Linked DNA regions of Homo sapiens: regions 1, 3 and 4 are each linked to region 2. A link is a contact called in ENCODE Hi-C or POLR2A ChIA-PET data. All regions are on one chromosome and are shown on one strand. The core of a region is the stretch at or near the end of the contact, and the rest is flanking DNA. Distances in the headings are between cores, read along the strand shown.

Region 1 (2,700 bases), core at 201-2,700, 550 kb before region 2:
CCTATAGCGGCCATGCGTTGTTGCTGGGGATTCATCTTCGGCCACTTCTAGCAGGTCCTAGGGCAGAGGAAACGGGCTCAGCGAGAGACCACCGAGGCCCAAAGTGTGTGAGGGAACAGAGAGAGGTACTGGGGAAGATTACGCAAGAGCGCTGGGGGCGCCGGGATGACTTCCAGGACCCCGACTCGCTCCCACCGCGGCGCGAGCAAGGGGCGGGAGGGCTCAGTGCCCGCGCCGGGTCCCGGAATCCACGCGTTCCTCGCCGCGGCCCGAGATCGACGCGGCGGCTCCCGCAACTCGCCGCCTCTCCCCCAAGTTTCCGAGCCAGTCTCTGCCACCTCCTCGGCGCCCCCTGCTCCGCGCCGCCGCCGGGTGCTCCGCGCGCCGGGCCCGGCCGCGGCTGGGGTCTCGAGGAGCGGGGTGAGGGGCAATTCGGCGTCCAGCGAGCGGAGCGGCGGCGAGCGGAGATGCGAAGTGACTCACTCGCTCGGCAACAATAGAACTGACAAGTTGCAGGGAACGCGCCGCTCGCAGGCCCGCGTCTGCGGCCGCCGCCGCCCGGACGTCCCCGGCGGGCCCAGGAGGTCGGAAAGCACCCCCAGCTCATCCAAGGGGCGTTTTTAAACAGAAAACAGAAACCCCGACAACTAGTCTCGCTCTCGGCCGGCGTCCTCCTCCCCAGGCTCGGCCTCCTCCCACTTTTGCTGCCCTGCCCCGGACCTGCCGAACAATGAGCCTGGCTCCGCGGCCGAAGCCGCCCGATCTCCCGCGCGCCCCGGAGCCTGGGCGCCGGCCCGAGTCGGGCACCGAACGGGGCGCACAGGCCGAGCGCGCCGCCAGCGGGCCTGAGCGCCCGCGACTCGAGCCTCCGCCCCCACTCCGCTCCCCAACTTGGAGGGGACCCCGGGTTTCGCGCTGTACAAAGGGGCGCGGAGTTGAGGCGGGGGACGGGGGCGCCCCCACTCCGGCAGGGACGCGGCGGCGCCCCGCAGCCCCCAGCCCCGCCGCGCCGCCCCACTCCCGCTCGCTAGCCCGCAATTACCTGCCGCCCCGTCTCCGCATCCAACCACCCCGATTAAAGTTCACTTTGGCCGGGAGAACGGGCTTGGGCTTCCCCTTGCACCGCCCAGCGGCTCGGTTCACTTTGCCCCGCACGAGCTCTCGGGTCTGGGAGGGGGAGGCGGCTTTCGGGCCTGGCCGCCCCTTCCTCCCGGGGCGGGCTGTCGGTCCCCCCGAATAGAACTTGTGGGTCTCTTCAGGCGGACATTTTTTTCGCTGAGGCGGCCTCACCACCGCGCTCGGCTCGCCTCCGGATCCCTCCGCGCCGGGAAGAGCCGCGGGTTAACCCTTCCCTCCCCGACCCGCTCCGCCGCCTAGGAAGTGGGGCCGGCAGAGGGGGCGGGGAGGAGCTGTCGGGGACTGGGAGGAGCCGCACCGCGGCGGGTGGACAAAGCCCGCGGTCGGGTGAGGCGGGACGGAGTTGGGGCCGGTGGGGAGGGGCATGAGGCGCTCGCAGGCACCTCGAGAAGCAGGCCCCGACCGCTCGCCGACGAAGCCTCGTCCGGGCCTCCTGGGAGCGGGGTGGCAGGTACCGTGGCGCCTCCTCGCGTTGGTCTTGCTGGTTCTCGGCCCCCGAAGCGGAGCGACGGAGACACAGCTGTGGAAGCATCTGGATCCGCTGCCCAGGTCCCCGAGCTTCCCGGAACCCGAGGCCGCAGGACACTGAAGGCTGCCATTCCCGAGTAGGTCACGCTGGACGCCACCCTAAGCTGGGCCCAGAGGCTCCCGTCCAGGAGGGCTGCAGTCGGCGCAGACACCGCGCGTGTGGAGACGGGAGACCCATCCTCCTCGGCCGTTCCGAGAGTAGGCGCGGCCGGTCAGATTCGATGCAGAGCCGAATGCGGGAGAAAGGGCAAAACGTACCTCAAACCAGACAAAGCCTTGTGAGCTTCAGGTTCTCAAATACCCCACTCACCCAGACCCCACATCTCCAGTCAGCCCCTCGCACCCAAATCCCATTCGGAGCAACCGAACTGCACGTGGGACTAGTTCTTGGGAATGGATCAAGCCAGTCTCTTCATCTAACGGAGACAGCCCTGGGTGGCTCTGTCACACAGCCACTGTCTTGTGCACAAGTTCTGAACTTGGCCTCAGAGAAGCCCCAGAGTAGAAAGAAGACAAAATAAGCCCCAGTTCTTCGATTCTGGGCTGAAGTGAGATTTTCTTGAATGGCAGCCATTGTTTTGCCTCTTAGGTAAGTGAGTGCAGTAAAGACCGGTAAGGCCCACGCAGAAGAAACACTGAGGAAAGAAGACACTTCCAAAGTAACAAATGGGAGGAAGCAGCCAACGCCCGAGGACAACATGGCAAGAAGGAGCCTTTGGATTCCGGACTGGGATGGAAAGAGAGGTAGATTCAGCTACCATATGCCATTACTGTAGTTAGTACAGTTGTCTCTATATCCGTGGGATTGGTTCCCAGACTCTGGATTTTCTAAGATGTTCAAGTCTCTTACATAAAAATGGTGTGTTTCCCCATATACTTTAAATCATATCTAGATTACTTATAAAACCTAATACAATGCAAATGCTATGTGAATAGTTGTTAAGGTGTATTTAGGAAATAATCATCCAAAGAAATCTCTATATTTTCAGTACATTTTCAGGCTATATTTTAGGCTCTATATTTTCATGTATTTTC
Region 2 (2,700 bases), core at 69-2,568:
CAAACTGCCAACTATTTCCAAATTTTAATCTAGTTATTTTATATTAAAACGGAAGGGAGTTGTTAAAAGGCACTTTTTTATAAGGGTATGTATGATGGCAAATAAAACAGACATCGCCTCTGCCCTTGGAACTTACAGTCCAGTGGAGACAGACAAAAAGGAAATTCACAAATGAATTTATTGTAACAAATTATGCTAATTAGAAAGAAAAATCACTGAGACAATGAAAAAGACCAACAAGGGAGCCTACTTAGCATGGTCAAGGAAGGCCACTCACATTACAGGTTGAAGGCGTGTGTGACTGTCTCTTTCCTGAGATAGAAAGAAAACCTGGAAGAGTTTTTGGAACTAAAAGGCCAGTGAAGCTGGAGAGTTTTAGGGGGAAAAGGGGAAGAGGGAATAAGATCAAATAGAGGAGGCAGGAGGAGCCACATCGATCAGAGCTTTTGAAATGCAACAGGAAACTACTGTAGAATTTTAAGCAAAGGCATGGTAGATCAAATTAAAAGATTACACTGGCTGCTGTGTGAAAACTTGGGGATGAGGAGTAGAATGGGCCAAGAATGAAAGCACCGTTGTCAGGATAGTTGTAATTACACTGAGAACAGATAAGAAAAGGAATATTTGAACGAGAATGGTAATTCTGATTGCAGTGGGAAGCATCCTTTCAATTTAGAAACCAACCTAAAGGAAATTTACACAAGGTAAACTCTATGAACTTGATATTAAGCGAAATAACCTAAACTATCAAGTGAACTAACTATTCGTGGCAATTCCTGCTACCCAAATAACTTCCAACAGTATCTTGCTGTTTACTTGGGCTACGTTTTAAATTAAACAACATGCTTACTTGGGCTAAATTTTCGCCCACTTCAAATATCTTCTAATACGCAGGCGAACTACTCAGATCAAAGACAAAGAAAGGATAAACGGCAGGTGAACGAGATGACGAGAAGGGAATGCTGCAGAGTGAGTGGTCCCGAAGATCCAGCCAGTCTCCAGAAAAAAGTACTTGTAAGCAGCCTCATTCAGATGAAAGAAAGAAGGAAAAGTTCAACCGCCGAATTTCTTACTTATATTCTTCCTCCAAGGCGAGGAGGTCGGGTCCAGGTGTAGAGGGTTGCTGAACGGGTGGCGGGAACGGAGTCCCTGGAACGCTGCTTCTCTGTAAAAGAGCCACAGACTTTCAGACCCGAAGTTAAAGGAAGTTAGGCGTCCTAGTCGCCGGAACCCAGACGCTCCCCAGGAGCCTGGAGTTGAACTGACCGTGAGACACAGACTTCGCCCCGCCATCTTCGGCGACTGCGACGCGGTTACCGAGGCAACGACGCATCTTCCCGCGAGAGTTTCCACATCCCGGTTGCCTCCCGCCCGGGCGCCTACGCCTTCCCACTCTCAGGTTCTGTGCTGCGAGCGGCGCGAGCCTCTGGCAGCGGGCTCGGCCTTTGCTCGCAGCACTCGGCGCTGTCCCAGGAACCCAGGAAGGCTTCCTAACTGCAAATTCGACTTAGTTAGTGCAAATTCTCAACTTGTGGGGGTTGAAAGAGTTTCAGCCAAAACAGGCAGGTCCTTTGCCGCTACTCTATAGAAAGCAAGCTGGTGAGGCAATCCCTCCCTGTTGTGCTTTTCAAACCGTTAGTGGCTAATCCGACCTTCACCCCGTTTGCTTAAAGTGAGCTCTTCAGTGGAATTCAGAAGTTTTGATTTCTAATTTTTGTTTACAGCATGCATGGCTAAGACTCAGGCTCTCAAGTTAGTCAACCTAAATTATTATCCTGGCACTGCCACTTACCAGTTATATGGCCTTGGGCAAATCACTCTGTATATCGGCCACTTCATTTGTCAAATGGAAGTGAGAATAGTGCCCACTTCACAGTTATTATGAGAAGCAAATGAATTCGTGCTTAGGATCATGCCTGAAACACGTAAGCGGTTAACAATTTCAATTGTTTTGGAATAAAATTGACATCCAAAAATAAACCGTGATATGATGTATGGTCATCTGATCTTTAGAAAGGGTGCAAGACCATTCAATGGGAAAATAATTGTCTTCAACAGATGGGGAGACAACTGGATATCCAAATGCAATTAGACCCTTAACTTCACACCATATACAAAAATTAAAATGTATCAAAGACCTAAACTTAGGAGCTAAAACTCTAAAGCTCTTCAAAGAAACTGTTGGTGTAAATCTTTATGACCTTGAATTACAATTCTGAGAATCCTTGATGGATTCTTAGATATGACACCAAAAGCAGTAGCAAAAAAAAAAAAAAAGAAAAGAAAAAAGAGGCTGGGCACAGAGGCTCATGCCTGTAATCCAAGCACTTTGGGAGGCCAAGGCGGGTGGATCACCTGAGGTTGGGAGTTCAAGACCAGCCTGACCAATATGGAGAAACCCCGCCACTCCTAAAAAAAAAAAATTAGCCGGGTGTGGTGGCTCATGCCTGTAATCCCAGCTACTGGGGAGGCTGAAGCAGGAGAATCGCTTGAACCTGGGAGGCAGAGGTTGCGGTGAGCTGAGATTGCACCATTGCGCTCCAACCTGGTCAACAAGAGCGAAATTCCATCTCAAGAAAAAAACAAAAAAAAGGAAAAAAAAATAGATAAACTAGACATTATCAAAACTAAAAACCTTTAGTTTCAAAAGATACCATAAATAAAGTAACAAGACCACAGGAAGAGGGGAAATTCTTGCAA
Region 3 (2,700 bases), core at 81-2,580, 930 kb before region 2:
CTGACTTGGGCCCTCTCTGGGTTAACTTCTCCCTCCTTAGGTCCCAGCATCCTGTGTCCTCACCCTGGAGAGCATATGCTACAATACCTTAAAATTTCTCACCACCTTCTTGGCCTCTACTGCTGGTCTGAGTGGTGGCCATCTTCAGATCTCCTTTGGCACCCAGTACCCCACATGTTTTAGGGATGAGGGAGAAGAAGCAGGGGGTGCCAGAGCTCAGCTTCAGCTCTTCCTGGCAGGGAACTGGAGCTCGAGACTGAAATGTATTTTGTTACTTTATTTATTCAGAGATGGAGTCTCGCTCTCTCACCCAGGCTGGAGTGCAATGGCGCAATCTTGGCTCACTGCAACCTCTGCCTCTGAGGCTCAAGCGATTCTCCTCCCTCACCCTCCTGAGTAGGTGGGATTACAGGGGCCTGCCACCATGCCCAGCTACAATTTTTTTTTTTGTTTTATTTTCTAGGGGAGATGGGGTTTCACCACGTTGGCCAGGCTGGTTTCAAACTCGTGACCTCAAGTAATCCGCCTGCCTTAGCCGCCCAAAGTGCTGGGATTGCAGGCATGAGCAGCCGAGTCTGGCCTATTTTGTTACTTTAACTTATTATGAAAGTTTCCTAATGCACATGAAAGTAGGTGAGAATCAAAATTAAACTTTCATGTATCTTCGTCTAGTTTCACTAATTATCAACATTCTGACATTCTCACTTTGTCTACCATGTACTTTTGGCTAGAATATTTAAAAAATAAATGACCAGTATCATATGACTTACCCGTAAACACTTCAAAATATGAGCTTGAGATGTAGAATCACTGATTTTGGGGTTAAATGAACCTCAAAAGTCCTCCTGTGTTCAAATGGGCCTGGGCTTGGAAGCTCTGCAGTGGGTGCCCGGCTCTTGGAGACCCCGGCCACAGCGGGAGGGGGATACAACGTGGATGCTGGAATCAGCTCTCTGCCTGGATCCTGGGAAAACGCCCCCTGGAGTGATTGGCTTAGTTCTTCTTGGGCCCATCACAGTTCATCCAAGTAATCCACTTGCTTCCTGTTCTCCAACTCCTCTGTCACGTGCAGCCATTTCATCTTCACACCACACCCTTGTGATTTAGGGAGTATCATCTCCATCACGCCTGTAATCCCAGCACTTTGGAAGGCCAAGGAGGGCAGATCACGAGGTCAGGAGTTTGAGACCAGCCTGACCAACATGGTGAAACCTCGTCCCTACTAAAAATACAAAAATTAGCTGGGAGTGGTGGCGGGCGCCTGTAATCCCAGCTACTCAGGAGGCTGAGGCAGGAGAATTGCTTGAACCCAGGAGGCGGAGGTTGCAATGAGCCGAGATCACGCCACTGCACTCCAGCCTGGGTGACAGAGCGAGACTCTGTCTCAAAAAAAAAAAAAAAAATTTCCCCCACCCCTTATTATTTGCATATTACAAGCAAACCAGTTTATGCTCGGAGAGGCTAAGTGACTTGCCCAGGGTTACCCAGGTAGTGGAGGGAGAAGCAGAATTCCCACCCAGCTCTGCTGAACTCCGATGCCCTAGCTTGCCTGGTGGCACCCACAACCGGCCCTCAGTGTCCACTTCTGAGTTTAGCCTGGGCAAGAGACTGGTCCATAAACGACTTCCTGCCCAGTGGTAAACAGTGGAAGGCAGGCTCCTGTGTTTCTCGTGGTTGGTGGTAATCGCTGCTTTTGCAAAGTGGCTTTTGGGGAGGAGAGGTTTTAGGAAGTGTGTTAAATGAGGGGGGAAGTGTTACTTGGGGGTTTCCCAGCACTCAACACGCACACTGCAGGGGCTGCCCTCCCCCGCAGCACACTGGGAGAGCCTGTCCTCCAGCGCTGCCCACGCCCGGCCGTGGGTCTCATTCCCCACTGGATCTCCTGTCTTTGATGTCAAATATACCCAATTCATCTCTTTCATATCACTACAAAGGAGCCTCCTAATTACTCTGTTTAGACAGCCTCTTCTCCAAATATTAAACATTTGGTCTTCCCAGGCCCCCCAAGCATTTAATATCATCAAGGTTGTTGCGAAATCCACTTTTCCCCCAACTGGTGGGCAGATTCCTTTCTCTCTCCATTCCCAGCCTCCCTGGGCAGATCTGGACAAGTCACCCCACATATTCTTTTCCCAAGCAGGCTGCCCTTGGGACACAGCCCTTTTCTTCTGGTGAGAGGGTCGGAGCAGTGGGGTGGACCTTGAGCGTTTTCTTGAATCTCAGCCCTGTTGGGAAGCCCTGGAGAAGCCTTGGGGAGACCCAAGGACTCAGGGGTGACCTGTCATGCCTGACGCAGGTATGTGGGGCATCTCCACCTTTGGTGGTGGCAGGCCCAGCACCAAGTCCAGAACGTTTGCTGGCTGGTGGGGAAACAGAGACTTCCTGGTTCCAGATCAGAAACTGCCTTGAGTAGCTGCATCTCTCCAGACACCAGATGCTCGGTACCTGAGGCTCCCATAGCCTCTCCTCCTTCAAAAGAAAGAAAGAAAAAAAAAAGCACTCTAATCCTGGAACCCGTCCCCATCCCGAACCTCCACGGCCTTGCCACCGCTTCCTTAGGTAGAGAAGTCGGCTCACATTTCTTCCTACTCAACAGCTGCTAGTGTTCGCCCTTCTAATGCCTCCCTCCTGGTCCCATGGGCCTTTGCCAGCTGATGTCATGGCACAGTGCTATGTCATAGGTCTGTGCTATGCTCCCTG
Region 4 (2,700 bases), core at 84-2,583, 920 kb before region 2:
CTTTACTTACTACCTTTAATCTGTTGATAAAATTGGGAAAAAAACTACATACTGCTGAAAGCAGATTATAAAAATGAAGTTACCAGCTGGGCGAGGTGGCTCATGCCTGTAATCCTAGCACTTTGGGAGGCTGAGGCGGGTGGATCACCTGAGGTTAGGAGTTCGAGACCAGCCTGGCCAACATCGTGAAATCCCATCTCTACTAAAAATACAAAAATTAGCCGGGCATGGTGGTGCACACCTGTAATCCCAGCTAGTCTACTCGGGAGGCTGAGGCAGGAGAATTGCTGGAACCTGGGAAGCAGAGACTGCAGTTAGCTGAGATCGTGCCACTGCACTCCAGCCTGGGCAACAGAGCGAGACTCTGTCTTGAGGAAAAAAAAAAAAAATCACAAGGAACTGAATTATGTTTAGTCCATGAAAAGGAAGATATAAAGAACAGTCTTTGAACAAGTAAAATTCCACCAGAGAGAAGGGCATTCTGGCTCTAACATATATAATAACTTCCCATTCATTAATAGATTCTAGAGGGTGTTAACTGATGTGCTTGCAAGTGGGGAAGAAGCATCATATCATAAACTTGCATTATTGATCCAAATACAAGTGATAACTTTTTCATGTATAAAGGCTTCATGACAAAAAGCTAGATAATTGGCAGAAAACTGGTTGATGATATAGTCAGCATTTCTGAATAAAGAAATGAAGAACATGAGTGGTAACAAGAGCGTTTTCTGACGGTTGAGTCATTGTACTATTTCTTCTTGGATCAGGAAGATACTCATGTAAGAGAGTACACATGATGACTCCGAACAGAAGAACCAAAGTCACAAGATACTGCCACACTTTGAAGAAAATGGCAATTTGCTATAAAATGACACTGGCTCTCTAAGTCTGATAATGTAACAGAAAGACAAACTGTTATATTTCAAATTACATGTGACCTTTACAATGGCCACTGCTCACTAGAGAATTCTGTTCAAAGATTCTAACCCAGTTTAAGATGAATCTTAAGGTTATTTCCTTGCTGTTTCTTTTCAAACCCGTACTTACCTGGCTGATGTTTACATATGACCCATAGGGTTGGTAGTTTCACTAAGCCCAGGATGGGTTCCTGGCAGTGTGGTTGGCGGCTCTGCCGATACGGCAGAAACTTTTTCTTCTTCCCTTCTCTTAAGGCAGGCTGCTTTGGGGTTAAGGTTCCTCTCTAAAACAGGGGGAAAGAATTTTTATCACTATGGTTTTAAGTTATGAATTAGGTCTCAAGCTGAACAAATTGCTGTTGTTTTGTGTAACTTCATTCCCATACTAAGTACCATCACATAGAAGAAACAATGTGCTCACATAAAACCTCAGCATTGAACTGAGCCTCCAGATTTATACTTCTAAGTGACCATCTTGTGTTTTCTTCATTTTTTGCTTATGATTTAGTTTTCTAGGGTTTGATTTGATTTAAATCAAAATGCTACTCTTCACTCAAACATTTTGGCAAATGCTGTTGTTATTAGGCTACCAAGTCTCTTCAATGTCCTACTAAGACACGGTACACTGAATTGACATGAATGCTGACATCTTGTACTTAGAGAGAGACACCTGTGCTTTATCTAAAATGTTACCAGTTCAGAAAAGGATAAAGTAAGAGATATCCTCAGCTATTCCTCTAAAGCAGTGGTCCCCAACCTTTTTGGCACCAGGGACTGGTTTCGTGGAAGACAATTTTTCCATGAACTGGGTGCGGGGGGCTGGGGGGAAGGGGGCAGGGATGGTTTCAGGATGATTTCAGCACATTACATTTATTGTGCACTGTATTTCTATTATTATTACATTGTACTATAAAATGAAATAATTATACAACTCACCATTAAGTCAGTGGGAGCCCTGAGCCTGTTTTCATGAAACTAGATGGTCCCATCTGGGGGTGATGGGACAGAATGACACATCAGGCATTAGATTCTCATAAGGAGCAAGCAACCTAGATCCCAGATCCCTTGCATATGTAGTTCACAATAGGGTTCATGCTCCTATGAGAATCTAATGCTGCCGCTGATCTGACAGGATGTGGAGATGCAAATGATGGGGAGTGTCGGTAAATACAGATGAAGCTTTGCTGGATTGCTCTCTGCTCACCTCCTGCGGTGCAGCCAGCCCGTTCGTTCGTAACAGGCCACTGGTACTGGTCCGTGGCCCAGGGGTTGGGGACCCCTCTTCTATAGGAAATGTGCCAATTCGAGGGAGAAGGATAGATAGGTGGAGCACATCTTACTTTTCTACTTTGATATGTATGTGAAACAAGATGAATGAGTTGGTCTTTCTATTGCTGGAGGTGTTATTAAAAGGGTGGTAAAAACCTCTGCTGCTTCTTATAAAAGATAGCAAACAAGACTGCGTGGGATCTGTGACACGGGCATTTTCAAAAGAGGTTAAAGAATAAGCTGAGAGGTACAAGGATCGCTTGAGCCCAAGAGTTGTCAAGGCTGCAGTGATCGTGCCACTGCACTCTAGCCTGGATGACAGAGCAAGACCCTGTCTCAAAAAAAAAAAAAAAAAGAATAGGGTGCTACTGTGAGAAATAAAGGGAAAGAATATCCATCAGATCAAAAACCCACTGGATCAAAATCTACTTACACACTACTTACTATTCCTGTTGGATTTTTTAAAAAATGAGTTTTAAGCCCAAGATATCCATAGCTTCTGATATAGCTT

Evidence for each region. Hi-C counts contacts between places; a loop is a spot of excess contacts on that map. ChIA-PET counts read pairs that join two places held with the same protein, here RNA polymerase II (POLR2A). Pooled maps may share reads with other maps.
Region 1: a loop to region 2 is called in a pooled map, with 8 times the contacts of the local background. The contact joins the promoter of TCF12-DT here to the promoter of TEX9 in region 2. A Hi-C loop is called at or near these places in 1 of 168 maps with a recorded cell type or tissue (OCI-LY7), 1 of 37 single-sample maps with no recorded cell type and 7 of 50 pooled maps. POLR2A ChIA-PET finds 5 or more read pairs at or near these places in 2 of 52 experiments (OCI-LY7 and activated naive CD4-positive, alpha-beta T cell).
Region 3: a loop to region 2 is called in a map of B cell, with 9 times the contacts of the local background. The contact joins the promoter of LINC00926 here to the promoter of TEX9 in region 2. A Hi-C loop is called at or near these places in 1 of 168 maps with a recorded cell type or tissue (B cell), 3 of 37 single-sample maps with no recorded cell type and 2 of 50 pooled maps.
Region 4: a loop to region 2 is called in a map of B cell, with 3 times the contacts of the local background. The contact joins the enhancer-like site here to the promoter of TEX9 in region 2. A Hi-C loop is called at or near these places in 1 of 168 maps with a recorded cell type or tissue (B cell), 4 of 37 single-sample maps with no recorded cell type and 4 of 50 pooled maps.

What each region holds. Positions count from the first base shown.
Region 1 is chr15:56,917,249-56,919,948 of GRCh38, reverse strand. It overlaps TCF12-DT (TCF12 divergent transcript), which reads left to right and starts at 1,450. Exons shown (of 4, transcript NR_015419.2): 1 at 1,450-2,409. TCF12 (transcription factor 12) reads right to left here and starts at 1,305. Exons shown (of 21, transcript NM_207037.2): 1 at 1,043-1,305; 2 at 1-57. The coding sequence starts at 35. RefSeq lists silencers at 266-705, 756-1,045, 1,136-1,185, 1,356-1,485, 2,006-2,145.
Region 2 is chr15:56,364,044-56,366,743 of GRCh38, reverse strand. It overlaps TEX9 (testis expressed 9), which reads right to left and starts at 1,318. Exons shown (of 12, transcript NM_001395496.1): 1 at 1,267-1,318; 2 at 1,074-1,165. The coding sequence starts at 1,293. RefSeq lists enhancers at 1,025-1,074, 1,615-1,664, 1,675-1,854.
Region 3 is chr15:57,298,995-57,301,694 of GRCh38, reverse strand. LINC00926 (long intergenic non-protein coding RNA 926) reads right to left here and starts at 1,330. Exons shown (of 3, transcript NR_024433.1): 1 at 771-1,330. RefSeq lists an enhancer at 2,669-2,700.
Region 4 is chr15:57,280,949-57,283,648 of GRCh38, reverse strand. It overlaps TCF12 (transcription factor 12), which reads right to left. Exons shown (of 21, transcript NM_207037.2): 20 at 1,051-1,204. The coding sequence ends at 1,062. Among named protein-coding and RNA genes, the nearest start is that of SNORD13D, 3.6 kb to the right of the region's middle. Within about 2 kb of position 1,333, at least 2 of the 41 ENCODE cell types and tissues checked have a DNase peak (open chromatin) inside an H3K27ac peak, as active enhancers do; they include B cell, where a contact is called at or near this core.